Linked DNA regions of Homo sapiens: region 1 is linked to region 2. A link is an interaction called in ENCODE POLR2A ChIA-PET data of the cell type or tissue named here. Cell type or tissue: A673. All regions are shown on one strand. Each heading gives the region's core, and the rest is flanking DNA. Links, peaks and the distances in the headings are about the cores only.

Region 1 (8,088 bases), core at 1,926-6,925, 140 kb before region 2:
CCTTCCTTGGCTTGCATTGGTTTGGTTTGCTGTTTTTTCTAGTGTTTTCTTTTAGGTGAGTACTTTATTGACTGGAGGTCATCTTTTCTAACACAGGTATGTAGAGCTTTCAGTTTCTTGCTAACCACCACTTCAGCTGCATCTCATCCATTTGGTGGGTTGTATTTTTATTGTCGTTCAGTTGAAAACACTTTCCAGTTTACCTCACGGTTTGTTTTTCACCCGTGAGTTATTTAGAATTGTATTTTGTTTTCAAATAATTGCTTATTTCCCAGATTTCTTTCTTTTGCTTTATAATTTAACTCCATTGTGTTTAGAGGACTTGTATAGTTTCAGTCCTTTTGAAATGCCCAACGCGTATGTTATGGGCCAGCATGTGGTCTATACTGTGGGAGGTTCCCTGGGCCCCTGAAGAAGCGTGTGCCAGGCGGCGGTGGGAGCGGCGGTTGGGGAGGCACTGCGGTGCATCCACTGGGTCAGTTGGCTGACGGTATTGCTCAAGTCTTCTCTGTTCTCGCTGACTTTCTGTCTAGTTCTGGGTGGCCTGGTAGGCCCAGCAGCTTCTCTTCATGGGAGTTTTTGCCCCAGAAAGAAGTGTCAGCTGTTTTGTTTTGCCCCAGATCGGACCTTGGACCCTGACCCTCCTCTGCTTTGCAGATGTGCAGAAAGTCACCCACCTCAGCAGCTTGGTTCTGTGGGCCGTCCAGTGATACCTGTTGGCTACTTGGGGATGCTCGGTGTATCACACGCTTGATGACATCTTTCTTTTCCAGCTGCCAGATCTAATACCATCTAGGCCTTGTAATACTGACTGCAAGGGGGCTTCCATCCTGATACACCCATCCATCATCAATTAAAAATATCTTCAGTGGAAAATGCATTTAATTCACCTGATGTGCCGAGCATCATAGCTTAGTCCAGCCCCCCTCAAATGTGCTCAGACACTTACATGAGCCCACAGTTGGGCAGAATCACCTGACACAAAGCCTGTTTTGTCATAAAGTGTTGAATATCTCATGTAAGAGTGTCACACCGTATGTTGTTAGCCTAGGAAAAGATCAACATTCAGAATTCAAAGTACAGTTTGTACTGAATGCCAGTGGCTTTCACACCATCGTAAAGTTGCAGGTTCGTAGGTTGAACCGTCATTAAATCAGGGACCCACTTACCCATATTCATGGTTTGTCCCTTCCACTTACATTTGTTGGTTAACGGAAAGACCTTGTCAGTCTTCTTTTTTGTTGTTGTTGATAACATCAGAGGATTGTGGTTTTACTGTTCTAGTTTTCCTTTTATTGAGAGATTTGGGGAAACTAAAAAATAAAATATAGGCAGTGTTACAAGCAAACAAATGAGCTTACTATATTTCAAATGAATAAAATAACTACACTTGAGGAAGGAAGCTGGCTGAGGCTGGTGGATCACCCAGGATCAGGAGTTCGACACCAGCCTGGGCAACATGGTGAAACCCCATCTCCACAAAAAATGCAAAAAATTAACTGGGTGGTGGCACACACCTGTCATCCCAGCTACTGAGGAGGCTGAGGTGGGAGGATTACTTGAGCTCATGAGGCGGAGGTTGCAGTGAGCCAAGATTGTGCCACTGCACTCTAGCCTGGGCAACAGAGCGAGACTGTCTCTTCCAACAAAAAAGAAAAATGAAAACTGACCCAAGAAACTCTTGGACACGATGTGATTATAAACCTCCAAGTAAAAAGATAAAAATTATAAATGAATTGTGATCTCCAGCTAGAAGGCTTGTTTTCTTGGTGGCCTGGGTTAGTAATTCTGCAGCTACTTCGTGCATGTGTTGTAGGGTTGAGCAAATGAGGAAATCTGCCAGGAGGGTGGGAGCCCAGCCTCCCAGAGGTGGATTGAAACGTCACGGATGCAGGCCGGGCGCAATGGCTCACACCTGTAATCCCAGCACTTTGGGAGGCCAAGGCAGGCGGATCACCTGAGATTGGGAGTTTGAGACCAGCCTGACCAACATGGAGAAACTCTGTCTCTACTAAAAATACAAAAAAAAAAAAAAAAATTAGCTGGGTGTGATGGTGTATGCCTGTAATCCGAGCTGCTTGTGAGACTGAGGCAGGAGAATCACTTGAACCCAGGAGGCGGAGGTTGGGTGAGTCGAGATCATGCCATTGCACTTCAGCCTGGGCAACAAGAGCAAAACTGTCTCAAAAAAAAAAAAAAAAGAAAAATCACGGTTGTGGAAAGGGGGATGCTCGGTCTTGTGATCTCAGGGTCAGGGCAGAGTTGGCGGTGTCAGTGTGAAGTTGTGGCTTTGATTCACGTACACACATGCATGTTGGTGTGTGTGTTTATGGGTTCTAGTGCTTCCGCTGGAAGGGCCTAAAGGCAGAGGCACCCGTAACAGTGAGTGCACGGCTGCCTACCTCGTACCCGCGTGGTGGTTATCCACCTCGGGCCTTTTTGGCAGCGCTCGTCCTCCAGACCAGATTATTTCATCTCTGACTGGAGAACACTCTTGCGTGGACTTTAGTGTGGGTCACTTAGAGACACGTTCTGTGTTTGGTTTGTCTGATGGTGTTTTTTAGTTCCTGTTTATTCCTCAGGGAATATTTGTACTGCTTACTGAATTCTGGTTTGGCTCTCATTTTTCACAGCTTTGAAGATGTCATTCCTCTGTCTCCTGATTTACATTGTTTCTCTTAAAAAGTCAGCAGTGTATCTCATTGGTTTTTTTCTTAAAATAGCTTTCATGGAAATAATCTGATATACGTAAAAGTGGAAAGGGTAGCATAATAAACCCTGTGCACGCATCCCCAGCTTCAGAATTACCAGTTCACAGCCATTCCCATTTCATCTGTGTCCTCCACTCACTTTTTAAAAAGTTTTGTTTTTAAAAAGAATTTCAACTTTGATTTTAGATTCATCAGGCACATGTGCAGGTTCACGACATGGTATATTGCGTGATGCTGAGTTTGGGATAAGAATGATCGTCGCCCAGATCGTGAGCATGGTACTCAATAGGTTGTTTTTCAGTCTTGTCCCCTCCTCCCTTCCTCCCTCCCTCACTCCTCACTCTCGCAGTCCCAGTGCCTGTGGTTCTCATCTTTATGTCCCTGTGTACCACATGCTTAGCTCCCACTGATAGGTGAGAACATGTGGTATCCGGTTTTCTGTTCCTGTGTTTGTTCACTTAGGATGATGGTCTCCAGATGCATGCATGTTGCTGCAAGGGACATGATTTTGTTCTTTTTTATGGCTGTATAATATTCCATGGTGTGGATATACCACATTTTCCTTATCCAGTCCACCATTGCTAGGCACGTAGGTTGATTCCATGTCTTTGCTATTGTAAATAGTGCTGTGATGAACATACATGTGTACATGGGGTTTTTTTGTAGAATGATTTATTTCTTTGGGTACATACCTGGTAGTGGCATCACTGGGTCCAATGGTAGCTCTGTTTTTAGTTCTTTGAGAAGACTCCACACTGCTCTCCGCAGTGGCTGAACTCATTGACATCCCTGCCAGCAGTGCTTGAGTTTCCCTTTTCTCTGTAGCCTCTCCAGCATCTGTTATTTTTTTCTTTTTTTAATAAAAGCCATTGTGACGGGTGTGAGATGGTATCTCGTTGTGGTTTTGATTTGCACTTCTCTGATGACTGTTGATGTCGAGCATTTTTTCACGTCTGTTGGCCACTTTTATGTCTCCTTTCGAGAAGTATCTGTTCATGTCCTTTGCTTGCTTTTTAATGGGGTTATTTTATTTCTTGTTAAGCTTCTTATAGATTCTGGATTTCAGACCTTTGTCAGATGCATAGTTTGCAGATATTTTCTCTTATTCAGTGGGTTTTCTGTTTATTCTGTCGATGGTCTCCTTTTCTGTGATAGTTTCAGCTATGCAGAGGCTCTTTAGTTAGGTCCCAGTTGTCAATTTTTGTTTCTGTTACAATCCACTCAATTATTTTGAAGCAAATACCCAAAATCATAATTCACGTAGCTACATTTCAGTAAGTATTTTTAAAAGATAGATTTTTTTTTTTTTTTGAGATGGAGTCTCACTCTGTTACCCAGGCTGGAGTGCAGTGGTGCAATCTTGGCTAACTGCAACCTCCATCTCCAGGGTTCAAGCAATTCTCATGCCTCAGCCTCTCAAGCAGCTGGGATTACAGGTGTGCACCACAATGCCTGGCTAATATATTTTTTTTTAGTAGAGATGGGGTTTCACCCTGTTGGCCAGGCTGGTCTCAAGCCTCCCAAAGTGCTAGGACTACAGGCGTGAGTCACTGTGCCTGGCTTAGAATTCTCTTTTAAAAGTTAATTCATCAGCACTTTGGGAGGCCAAGGCAGGTGGATCACGAGGTCAGGAGTTCGAGACCAGCCTGGCCAATGTGGTGAAACCCCGTCACTACTAAAAATACAAAATTAGCTGGGTGTGGTGGCACGCACCTGTAATCTCAGCTACTCAGGAGGCTGAGGCAGGAGAAAGCTTGAACTTGGGAGGCGAAGCTTACAGTGAGCCGATATTGCCACTGCACTCCAGCCTGGGCGACAGAGTGAGACTCTGTCTCAAAAATAAAAAAAAAGTTACATTTTCAGTATAATGTAGTCTGGTAAGCGTGCAATAGCATGACGTCTAAAACAATGTACCTACCTTGATTTTTAAAAAGCTTGTTGCTGAAAATGCCAACAGTCATCTGAGCCTTCAGCAACTCATAATCTCAGCTGGGAGGAGATGTTGCCTTGGTGTCCAGGGCTGCTGACCAATCAGAGTGCAGATTGCTGACCAATCAGAGTGCAGATTGCTGAAGGGTGGGGTGGCTGTGACAATTTATTTATTTATTTATTTTTTTTTTTTTTTGAGACAGAGTCTTACTCTGTCGCCCAGGGTGGAGTGCAGTGGTGTGATCTCAGCTCACTACAACCTCCACCTCCTGGGTTGAAGCGATTCTCCTGCCTCAGTAGCTGGGATTACAGGTGCACACCAACATGCCCAGCTAATTTTTGTATTTTTAGTAGAGACGAGGTTTCACCATGTTGGCCAGGCTGGTCTCGAACTCTTCACCTCGTGATCCGCCTGCCTCGGCCTACCAAAGTGCTGGGATTACAGGCGTGAGCCACTGCACCCGGCTGACAATTTCTTAAAATAAGACAATGAAGTTTGCTACATCGATTAACTCTTCTATGAAAGAGTTCTCCATAGTGTACATTTTACCCACAGTAGAACTTCTTTCAAAATTGTAGTCAATCCTCTCAAACCCTGCTGTTGTTTTATCAATTATGCTTATAGAATATTCCAAAATCTTTATTGTCATTTTAACAGTGTTCATAGCATCTCCACCAGGAGTAGATTCCATCTCAACAAACTAGTTTCTTTGCTCATCCCTAAGCAGCAGCTCCTCATTCACTCAAGTTTTATCCTAAGAGTACAGCAATTCCGCCGTATCTTTGGGTTCTGTGTATAATTCTAGTTTTTGCCCTTTCCACCAAATCTGCAGTCACTTCCTCCATTGAAGTCTGAGCCCCTCAGAGTCATCCATGAGGGTTAGAATTAACTTCCTTCAACCCATTCTCCTGGTAATGTTGGTATTTTCCCGTCCCAGGAATCACACATGGTTTTGTTTTTGTTGTTTTTAGAGATATGGTCTTGCTCTGTCACCAAGGCTAAAGTGCAGTGTCACGATCACAGCTCACTGCAGTCTCAACCTCTTGGTCTCAAGCGAACCTCCCGTCTCAGCCTGCCAGGTAGCTGGGACTGCAGGTGTATGCCACCAAGCCTGGCTAATTTTTAAATTTTTTTTTTTTTTTCCTGAGATGGAGACTCACTCCATCGCCCAGGCTGGAGTGCAGTGACGTGATCGCGGCTCACTGCAACCTCTGCCTCCCAGGTTCAAGCGAATTCTCCTGCCTCAGCCTCCCGAGTAGCTGGGACCGCAGGCACCTGCCGGCTAATTTTTTTGTATTTTTAGTAGAGACAGGTTTCACCATGTTAGCCAGGATGGTCTCGATCTCCTGACCTTGTGATCCACCCGCCTCGGCCTCCCAAAGTGCTAGGATTACAGGCGTGAACTACCGCGCCCAGCCAATGTTTTAATTTTTTGTAGAGCTGGGGTTTTGCCATGTTGCCCAGGCTGGTCACAAACTCCTGAGCTCATGCAGTCCACCTGCCTTGGCCTCCCAAGGTGCTGGGATTACAGACATGAGCCACTACAGCCAGGGATTTCCTTCAAGAACTTTCCTTTGCATTCACGTCTTGGCTGTTGGTACAAGAGTCCTAGCGTTGGCCTCTCTCAGCTTTAGACGTGCCTTCATCACTAAGCTTAATCATTTCTATCTTTTGAAAATGAGAGACGTGATACTTCCTTTCACTTGAACATGTAGAGGATTAATCGGCCTAATTCTAATTTCTCGTGTGTCTCAGGGAAGAGGGAGGCTGGAGGAGAGGGAGAGAGACGGGGAACTGCTGGTTGATGGAGCAGTCAGGACACACATTTATCAGTTAAGTTCACTGTCTGACATGGGTGTGGCTTGTGGTGGCTCACGTTAATTACGATGGTAGCATTAGAGAGTACTGATCACAGATCACCATAACAGATACCATGATAATGGAAAAGTGTGAAATATTGCCAGAATTACCAAAATGTGACACACAGGTGGAGAGCCCCTGCTGTTAGAAAATGGCACCGATGGACGTGCTTGATGCAGGATTGCCACAAACCTCCAATTTGGGGGAAAAAAAAGTATCTGCAAAGAGCAGTAAAGCGAGGTGCGGTGATATGAGGTGATATGAGGTATTGGGTCTTCCCACCTCATCACCCCCACCCTGCAGCCCCAAGAAAGGCTCAGAGAGAGTCAAGACCAACCTAGAATGAGATGTCTGTTTTGAAGAGAGAACAGCTGGGTTCTTCTCGACCCACAGGGATGCACGGCCCACCTTGTAGGTTGGAGCGAGGAGCGTGGAGGACAAGATCATCCTGGAATGAGAACATAAGGGCTGGGGAATGGGGCGGCGCTGCCACCAGGGAGGAGAGATGCCTGAAATTAGGACATTCCCGGGGAGCTGGCCCGTGCCGAGAACAAGAATGAGCTTGAGTCCTGTGACCTCTCTGAACTCTCTTACTCTTTAGCTCTAGTACTGTTTTGTAGAGGCCTTACAACCTTTATGACATCGATGGCCCTGTCGTCTGCCCATCAAGGCAGTTCTGATTTTCTCTGACAGCCGCCTCCTGCCTGGGCAGACTCCCATCCAGTGCTGTATAGAATATGCCGAGGGGAAGCACTCACTCTTTCACTGATGAGTATGATGGGAGCTGCACTGTTTCCCGGATGCGTCTCATAAGGCTGAAGATGTTTCCTTCCATTCCTGGTTTGTGCAGAGTTTTTGCTGTGAATAGAGGTAGAAGTGTTGGCAAATGTTTTTCTACATCGAATGACGTGCCCATATGGTTTTCCTCCTTTTGCTAATGTATTGTTTTAATTTTTTTTTTTTTTTTAGATGGAGTCTTGCTCTATCTCCCAGGCTGGAGTGCAGTGGTGCGATCTCGGCTCACTGCAACTTCTGCCTCCCAGGTTCAAGCGATTCTCCTGCCTCAGCGTCCCAAGTAGCTGGGATTACAGGGGCCCACCACCATTTTTGTATTTTTAGTAGACATGGGATTTCACCAGTTTGGCCAGGATGCTCTTGATCTCCTGACCTCGTGATCCAGCTGCCTTGGCCTCCCGAAGTGCTGGGATTACAGGCGTGAACCACCATGCCCAGCCTTTTTTTTTTTTTTTTTTTTTTTTTTGAGACGGAGTCTCACTCTGTCGCCAGGCTGGAGGGCAATGGCTCGATCTCAGCTCACTGCACCTCGACCTCCCGTCCAGGTTCAAGCGATTCTCCTGCCTCAGCCTCCTGAGTAGCTGGGAAAACAGGTGCGTGCCACCATGCCCGGCTCATTTTTGTATTTTTAATAGAGACGGGGTTTCACCATGTTGGCCAGGCTGGTCTTGAATGCCTGACCTCAGGTGATCTGCCCACCTTGGCCTCCCAAAGTGTTGGGATTACAGGTGTGAGCCACTGCACCCGGCCTGTTTTAATTTTTTGACTATTAAACCAACCTTTTATTCCTGT
Region 2 (8,088 bases), core at 1,517-6,516:
GAACAGGCCAGGCATGGTGGCTCAAGTTCACAATCCCAGCACTTTGGGAGGCCGAGGCAGGAGGATCGCTTGAGCCCAGGAGTTTGAGAACAGCCTGGGTTTGGTTGACCAACCAGAGATAGGAAGACTTCAGGTCTATTCCTATGAAAATCAAAAATAAGAAAAAAAACCCCAAAATGCCTAGAGCAATGTTTGCCTAGGTAAACACTGTTTATTTCTACATGGAGGCTTTCCAGTGAGCCTTAACTTTCTTCCTTGTGGCATCTGCATCACTCAGAGTCCTTTTATAAATAGATACGCTGTTTAACAAAGACAAGGTAGTTGTTAAAGGCCCAGTAGGGATCACTTTACACAGGGAAAAAGCTTTGCTAGAGGAGACGGGGTTTTCCACCTGCTGCTTCTGGGCGGCCGGTTTGGAACGCAACGAGGCATTGTGCGTTAAGTGGAGACGTGGGACTCTCTGGCAGGCCCACCTCTGGCCAGGAGCCAGGGTGGCCTTGCCTGGGTGTGGCCAGGGTCCCACACGCATCGGTGAGTGATAGAGGTTTGCCCTGCCCAGAAGGGAACCCCAGCTGCTGGGGACACTGCAGGACAGACCTGCCTCCCACGGTGGACAAAGCGGCCCTGGTAGCCTGGGGTGGGGAGTCCAGGCCCTGAGCATCCCCCGGGGCTGAGATGTACTCACGGTTCCTGTGGCTCCTGCAGGCAAAGCCCTGGGGACAGAACAGTGAGAGGGGTGAGCGGCTGAGGGCACCCCCTCCCCAGCCCATCCTGCTCCTGCCCTGTCCCTCACTCCTGGGGGTCCTGGGCTGCCCTGAATCCTGGCTTCTCCTCAGTGTCAGGGGCCTGGCCCAAGGCTGGCATGCGGCGGTCACTTAGTAAACAGTGTGGTCTGAATCCCTCTGGACCCTCAGGCCCCAGCTCCCCGACCCACTTGTGCGTTTAAGTGGACACTAGCAGAGCACCCACTACGTGCCAGGCTCGCTTAGGTGCTGGGATTCATGAACAGAGGAAAACTGAACCATCCCCACCTCTCCAGGAGCTCACATTCCGAGAAGGGGGAGACAGAACGATCCGAAACCTGGGAAATCAGCAACTTATATTCTGTGTAACTAAAATAAAGGGGTGGGAAAATAACAGAGGGGTCAGGAGGAGCAAGAGGGGTCCGGATAGTGTGGGGGGTGCAGGTTATAAATCTAAGGGGTGCTTGGGGGGCCTCATAGAGGTCAATTTCATGGGCCTGGAAGCAAGTGAGGCTGAGTTGGTGGTGCGGGGCGGGGGCATGCCGTGCAGTGAACAGGTCCTGGATGGTCCAGGTCCAAGCTGCACTCCTGATTTATGATCATCCCCAGCCCAACCTGACCAAGGGCACTCAAAGAGGGGCATGAGGACTTGTGGCCAGGCTCCCACGGGGCAGAAGGGTCCTGTGGGACAGGCTGCTCGCAGACAGCCTGTGGGTGAGGCAGAAGGCGCCCGGCACCCCGGCACCAACGGCGTGGGAGCTGAGGTCCGAGAGCACAGGGTGGCACTGGCGCCCTCAGAGCAGGGCAGGACCCCCAGAGTCCAGGCCCCCTGGGGGCGGCCACTGAGCCTGGGGTGTTGGACTGTGCAGCCCGCGGTCAACACAGCCGCTCCATTCTTGAAAAGAGCTGACCCTCTACAGACCGGACGGGGAAGCCCAGGCTGTCGGGGTGGGGGTGGGGGTGGGGGGAGCTCAAGATGGAGACCTGGACTTCTGCTCCTAGCCCAGGTGGGAACACGGAAAAATAAAAGTCGGGCCCACTTCTGTTCCTTGAATTGTGGAGCGGGCATTACCGGTGGCTACACCTCCTTCTAAATATTTTTTATTTTGGAATATGTTTAGATTTACAGAGAGTTTACCCAGGATCCCCTCATCTCAACAGTTTCCCGTGCATCTGCAAAACCTGGGGAGCCACATGGGTGGCGGCAGTCAGTGACCCTCAGTCTGGTGTGGAATCGGCGGCAGTCAGTGACCCTCAGTCTGGTGTGGAATCGGCGGCAGTCAGTGACCCTCAGTCTGGTGTGGAATCACGTGCTACTAGTGAACTGTTTTCTGTTCCAGGGTCCAGCGCAGGACCCCACCCTGCAGATGGCCTCTGAGTCTTCGTTCTCACCCCACCGTCTCTACCCATTTGCCGACCACCCCAATAACTCCCCAGAGACTGCCGTGAGTGACCCTCCTCCGCCTGCCATGGCCACGAAACCCGCCGCCCGTGGGCGGAGTATACAGGCTGGACCCAGCGTCCTGATGGAAGCCCCGGCCTCGGCCCCTGGTGGGGAGCAGGGCCTCAAACGAGGGGCCGGCGGAGCTGACCCCAGGCTGCTGAGGGCTCCGCCCAGGCAAAAGGGGCCGGGCTCACCCGGGGCAGCCTCTGGGGAACGGGATCCGAGCAGGCCTCAGGTGGGCAGGCGAGGGCAGCCCAGACCAGCCCGGGCACAGAGGGAGCGGCGGAGGCAGCGTGGGGAGGCCCAGTGAGGCCGCCTGTGTGGAACTGCAGGGGGGCAGTGGCGTGGGTCCCCGGGCCTCCCTCCCGCCAGGTGCCCTGAAGCCCCTCTGGGCGCCCACTGTGGCCTGGACTCCCCGCATCCACCTTCAGGAGAGAAAGAATCCCCGCTGGGGGCTCGGAGGCCGGGGTGGGCTGGAGAGGCGAAGGGCGTCTGCTCTCTCTCCTGACTTCCTGGACTCTGAAGCCCACCCAGGGCTGGCCCCGTGGCCCGAGTGTCTGGGGCTGCAGGAGAAGCCGCTGTCGGGGGCGCGGAACGTCGCGCGGTTCTGCCCCGCCCCTGCCCCACGGCACGGGGAGCGGGACCCGGGCGCGCTGGGGGGAAGGTGGGGGGAGCGGGGGCGGGGGGGGGCTGAGCCCGGGCGCTGGGCGCCTCCCCCGCACGGGGTTTTCCGTCGTGCTTCTCGGGGCTTCCCAGCGGCCGGCGTCGGGGGGTGTGCAGGGAACCCCCAGGGCGGCTGCTCGCGGCCCCACCCCGCCCAAGCTCCCCTGCATGCGGCCCAGCCTCCCGCCGTCACCCGCGCGGGTCCCCCCCCAGGGCGCGGCTGTAGCCCCAGCCTCCCCTCCCTGGCTTCCCCCCGCGGGCAGGGGCTCCCGCGCCCCCTCGCAACCACCGCCCTGTCCAAGGCTGCCCAGGCAGCGCCCCTACACCCACCTCCAGCTTCCCGCTCCTCTTGTCACCCCTTGACCCCTCCTGCTCAACCCTCCCCACCCCATCTTCCATGAGACCCTCCCTCAGCCCCGCCAAACCCCTCCTCTCCTCTCCCCTCCAGCACTTCCCCTCCTTCCTGGCCTCTTCCACCCGCCTCAGCCCCTGCCCTTGCCCCTGCCCCTTTCCTTGGAGTACTGAGGGTTCAATCTTGGTCCCCACCCATTCCCCAGGATCACCTGGCCGTCCTAGCGTGGACAGCGCGGTCACACCTCGGACCGGGAGGCTGCCTGCATACCCCGCAGCCGCCTCAGCAAAGCTTTCCAGCTTGCACTTCAAGGCCGCCTCCCCCCATGTCTCCCAACTCAGGGACCATTTCCTCCCAGAGGCAAAAGTCGATTCTGAGGTCTCATCTCTCGCTTCTCCTTCCCCCTCCTAGCCAGGATCCCCAGGCCTGCCCCCTCCCTGTTTTCCATCTCCACTGCAGGGTGGCATCCGGTGGACACCCCTCCCACCTGAACCCGCCCATCTCCCCTGCTGCCACCGGTTCCCACGCATCCCAGCCTGCTTTCTTCCTTGTTCCACGAATGCCCTGTGGATCTGAGCCTGCCCATGGCACCCAGCACTCCAGCCCTTGCTGCTCCCCTCCCTGAGCTGAGCCCTCTGCTGGACCCGTCTCAGGCCCTGTGGAGCTGCTGGATGTCCCCGCAAGTGTCCCCTGAGGTGACCAGGCCACCACCCTAAAGGCACATCTTGCTAACTGCTGTCCCCATGCCAGGAACGGTGCACCCAGCAGGTCCTCAGTGAGTCCTCCCTTTCCGGGACACCTTCTGTGCCCTTTCCATGCCTGTGTCCCCACTGTGCCCGGCCAGCCTTGGGCACCGGGGCCCCTTCCTGGGATGCTGGGTACACTTCCTGCTGCAGGTGCTGATGAAGCGCCCTCTCCTGTAAGGCTGAGTGAGTGGGCTGTGCAGTGAGAGCCCTCCACCCCAACCCAGCCACCTCCACTGCCAACATCTCATTCTCAGCACGTTCTCCGAGTGTTTCCTTGGCAGGTGTCTACACAAGCCCAGGTGTTGCGGGCTCCCGATGGCTCAGAGCAGCCGAGCGGGGTGGGGTGGGAGCCCCGGATGGGCTTGCGGGCTGCCCTAGATTCTAACACAGCCTCCTTGGAGGTCACAGGTGGGTCCGAGGTGGGCTCACCCTGCCTTGAGCTTCCAGCAAACACTTCCCGGAGCAGCTCGGCAGGGTCAGGCCAGGTCTCCCATCCTTCTTTCACCAGCGCTGCCCTCGGACCCCCCAGGGCCCTGCAACCCCTCACCTGCTGATGTGCTGAGAGCGTCAGGCCAGACCCACCTGAGGAGAAACCAGGGCCTTATCTGCCACAGTGTAGGGGCCTAGGAGGAGGCAGGAGCTTACCTGAGAACAGGAGAGGCCACATTCTGTAATCCGGGGGATGGCCAGGCTCTGGAAAGTGCCCCAGGTCAGGCCCAAGAACGCGAGTGCTTGCCCAGCCAGCATCTGGCTGTGCAGTGAGAGCTCCCACTGGTAAGCGTGGATGTGAGTGGGGCAAGTTTGCAGGATGCCCTGTGGCAGCGGCTCCAGGCTGACCCTGCAGCTCCAGCCCCAAAGACAAACAGAGGGTGGAGGCTGCTCTTCACAGCTGGAGCGAGCGAGACACTCCCCCTCCCGGCAAAACAGGGCTCGCTTCACAGACAGCAGCCCGGGAGACTTTCCACCGCCTGGGGCCAGAAGACTGTGGCCAGACACTTGTGGAGTTTCTAGGTTTCCAAAGGAAGCATCCAGAAACCTTGGGGCCTTTGGGGTCCGAGGACACCCTAATGGGGTTCCCCACAGGGCGGCCACTGGTGCAGAGATGGCTCCAGGCCGGCGGGATAGGCTGCCGCCGGCGTGCACCTCCCTCAGGCATGCATGAGGCCAGGAGGGTAGACAAGGGCCCTGGAAAGCTGGCTGGGCTGGCAGAGGGGTGGAATCTGTCCTGGGCACTCATACCCCAGAGCCCCTGGCTTCAGCCCCAGCCCCTAAGGGGAGCCCTCTCCTAAGACCTGAGATTCCACCCAAGTCCCTGGCCTCCACCTCCCCTCAAGATGCAAAAGGCCACCTCCCCTGTGTGGTCCTCCCTATGAGCCCCCCCCCACTCCGGAGGGCACCCCCCGAGGCTGGGAACTCTGGGGCCCAGCCTCTGCTCAGGGAGCCGTTCTGTGTCATCTTCTTATTTGGAGCATCAAATGCATAGGAAAGTTTCTGGGCAGAAGCTTACTGCTTCCCATTTGCCTCCAGCCAGGGCAGGGGGTTGGAGAGAACCAGGGTGCAGTTCTTGGGTCCTCCTGGCTCCTCCCTTCCTGGACAGGCACAGAGGCTTCTGCACCTGCCTCAGGTTCTGGGAGGGCACTGCCCCACGTGTGTGTGTGTGTGTGTGTGTGTGTGTGTGTGTGTGTGTGTGTGTGTGTCTGTGTGTGTGTGGGGGGGGGATGGCGGGAGTTAATAGCTGGGGAGCCTGGGAGTGTCTAGCTGGGGTGTTCTGCCTGGAATACCCACAGGACACCCCAAGTGTGGAGGGCGGCACCACCCCCAGGCTGGGAGAGGCTGTGGGCCTCACACTGTGGGCTCGGGTAGTCAGGAGGGAGCTTGAGAAACAAGCTCTGGGGTTCGGTCCCAGGGGAGGGAAGGCGGCAGGGGCTGCTGTGACCGTGAAGTCCTCCCTCCCTCCCACCACCCCGCACTGCCCACCTCCCTGCCTCCTGGGCCAGCACCTCGACCCTGCCCCCGCCTGGCCTAGAGCCCTCCATGGGCTGGAACTTATGCACTCACTGCTGGGCAGAGTAGATGGGGCTGAGCCCGCCCCCTGCAGCAGCGTGCCTGTGGCCACAATGCCCTGGAGAGAGTGGCTAGTGCCAGCCTCCATGCCACGGCATGGTCAGCAGCAGGCAGGCACATTTGGGGGTGGCTCAGGACGGGCCACTGTCATCCCCTATCCCAGGCTGGCTGAGCTGTAAGACAGATACTCCAGCTGGGCCTCGCCCCTCAGCCTGGCCTCCAGCCCTCCTTATACCAGGGGACGATGGGGGCTGCTGTACTGTGGCAGGGGTGTCCCAGACGATGTCCATGGGCACGGCCAGCAGGATCATTGGGAAAGGACAAATGTCCCTCCCCCATGGGCCCACTCACACCCAAACCTCTCTCCAGGCCTCTCTGGGACAGGCCCCCACCACGACACACCCGTTGCCTGAAGGCGCCATCCCAGCGTGCCGTGACGCAGGCAGGGGCTGCAGGTGGCCAGTAGTCGGTGATCTCGTGTAGGGACGGCCCACGGGGTGTGGCTGGTGCTGGTTCCAAGGCCCAGGGAAGGACAGTGGGGCCGGCCTCTGCCCTCTGCCCCAGGCCCCCGGCCACCCTCTCCAGCCTGAGGTCAGAGGGCTCCAGCCCTGTCTCTGAGGGCTGGGGGATTGGCCCTGCTCAGTATCCATGAAGAGCCAGGCCACGGGCTCCTGGGCGGGCCCCGGCCACCGAGATCACCCACCGCAGCTGGGCGAGGCCTGGGGTGGGGGTGGGGTCTTTCCAAGTCTGGGTCTCCAGGGCAGCACGGCCACACAGCCCAGTGACCATCGGTCGCCCAGAAGCCCAACGGTGAAGGGATCTGAGGGTCCAACCCCGGGGGCTCCCTCCGCGCCCGCGCTGGGCACCAGATGGGAGGAAACGGGGTGCGGAGACCCTGGGCGGCGCCGAGACTCGTCGGACGAACGCGGGAAGGAACGAACCAGCGTCCGCCCGGGACCCGGGCTGGAGCCTTCCCCAGAGCGGCTCGGAGGGTCCGGAGCGGGTGCGGGGGTGCTGGGCACGAGGTTCCCAAGAAAACCACGGCGAGGACGCGGGTTCACCACAACAGCGCTGTGTTCTCGGCCTCAGCTCCGCGCAGGTTTCCACGGAGACGCGCGTGGCTCCGGGTCGTCGTCCTGGTCCCCGCGCCGGTCCCGACTCACGGGGTCCGCGGGCTGCAGCTCCGCCCGCCGAGCCGCACGAAGGACGCGCCCTGCAGGACCGCGGCGCAGAACGAGCGGCAGCGCTTGCAGGGCCCGGCGGGTGGCAGCAGCCCGCGGCACACGAGGCAGGGCGGCGCTCGGGGGTCCCTCGGCAGCCCTGGGGAGGGAGGGGCGCTGAGACCGCGTGCGCCGGCCCCACATTCCCCGGCCGCGCCTCCCTCCACCCCGACAGCACTCGCCCGCCCCGGCGCGCCCCGGGACTCCCCACCCCCTACAGCGCCTTCCTCCACCTGCAGTCGCGTCCCCGGGCCCCGCCCACCCCGCCCCCCGCCACCGCTCCTCCAGCCCACTGACCTTCCCACACCCCCCGGGAACCCTGGACTGCGTCCACAGACCCTGAGCCCACAGATCCCTGAAACCTCGCCCCTGTCCTCTCCTACCCCAGCCCACCCCCGACCGCGCCCCAGGCCCCCTGACTGTGCCTAGCGCCCCTTGACCTCGACCCCAGGTCCCCGGACCGCACCCACCCGTCCCTCAATCCACACCCACCAACAGGCGACGCCCGCGCCCCTCAAGGCCACGCCCCCAGGCAGGCCCCCCAGGGTCACCCTTATCACCTGCAAGACCAGCCCCAGGTGGCTCCCAACTCGCTCCTGCATGGAGCCCACCTGCTTCCCCCAGCTTTCGGAAAACCAAGACCTCCACTCAAACGCAGGGGGGCGGGGGTAGGGTGTCGTCCCTCTGGGATGAAGGCTCTGCGGATGGGAGGTCCCCTTCCCCACCCCCCTCACCCTCCCTAACGCCCCTCCACCTGGCCCCCCACCCCAGAGGGGCAGTCCAGCTCTGCCTCTAGCTTGTCAGCCTCTCTCAGCCCTCCTCCAGGTGAGTCCTGCCTAGAAGGACCCAACCGGCC

Evidence for each region. ChIA-PET counts read pairs that join two places held together with the same protein. Peaks named below come from ENCODE experiments on the same cell type or tissue, not always from the same donor. Only the 100,000 strongest peaks of a DNase experiment are listed, where the experiment ranks them.
Region 1: POLR2A ChIA-PET joins it to region 2 with 7 read pairs; 2 of 35 experiments call an interaction of 5 or more read pairs at or near these places.

What each region holds. Positions count from the first base shown.
Region 1 is chr22:49,866,937-49,875,024 of GRCh38, forward strand. The region is part of intron 1 of ZBED4 (zinc finger BED-type containing 4); the gene reads left to right. It also overlaps a transcript of ALG12 not described here. Among named protein-coding and RNA genes, the nearest start is that of ZBED4, 17 kb to the left of the region's middle. In A673, for the core only: no CTCF peak of the experiment used is centred there; no DNase peak of the experiment used is centred there.
Region 2 is chr22:50,007,952-50,016,039 of GRCh38, forward strand. It overlaps IL17REL (interleukin 17 receptor E like), which reads right to left and starts at 4,814. Exons shown (of 15, transcript NM_001371417.1): 1 at 4,594-4,814; 2 at 686-713. The coding sequence starts at 4,695. RefSeq lists silencers at 2,805-3,124, 3,135-3,184 and an enhancer at 4,699-5,299. In A673, for the core only: no CTCF peak of the experiment used is centred there; a DNase peak (open chromatin) is centred at 3,640.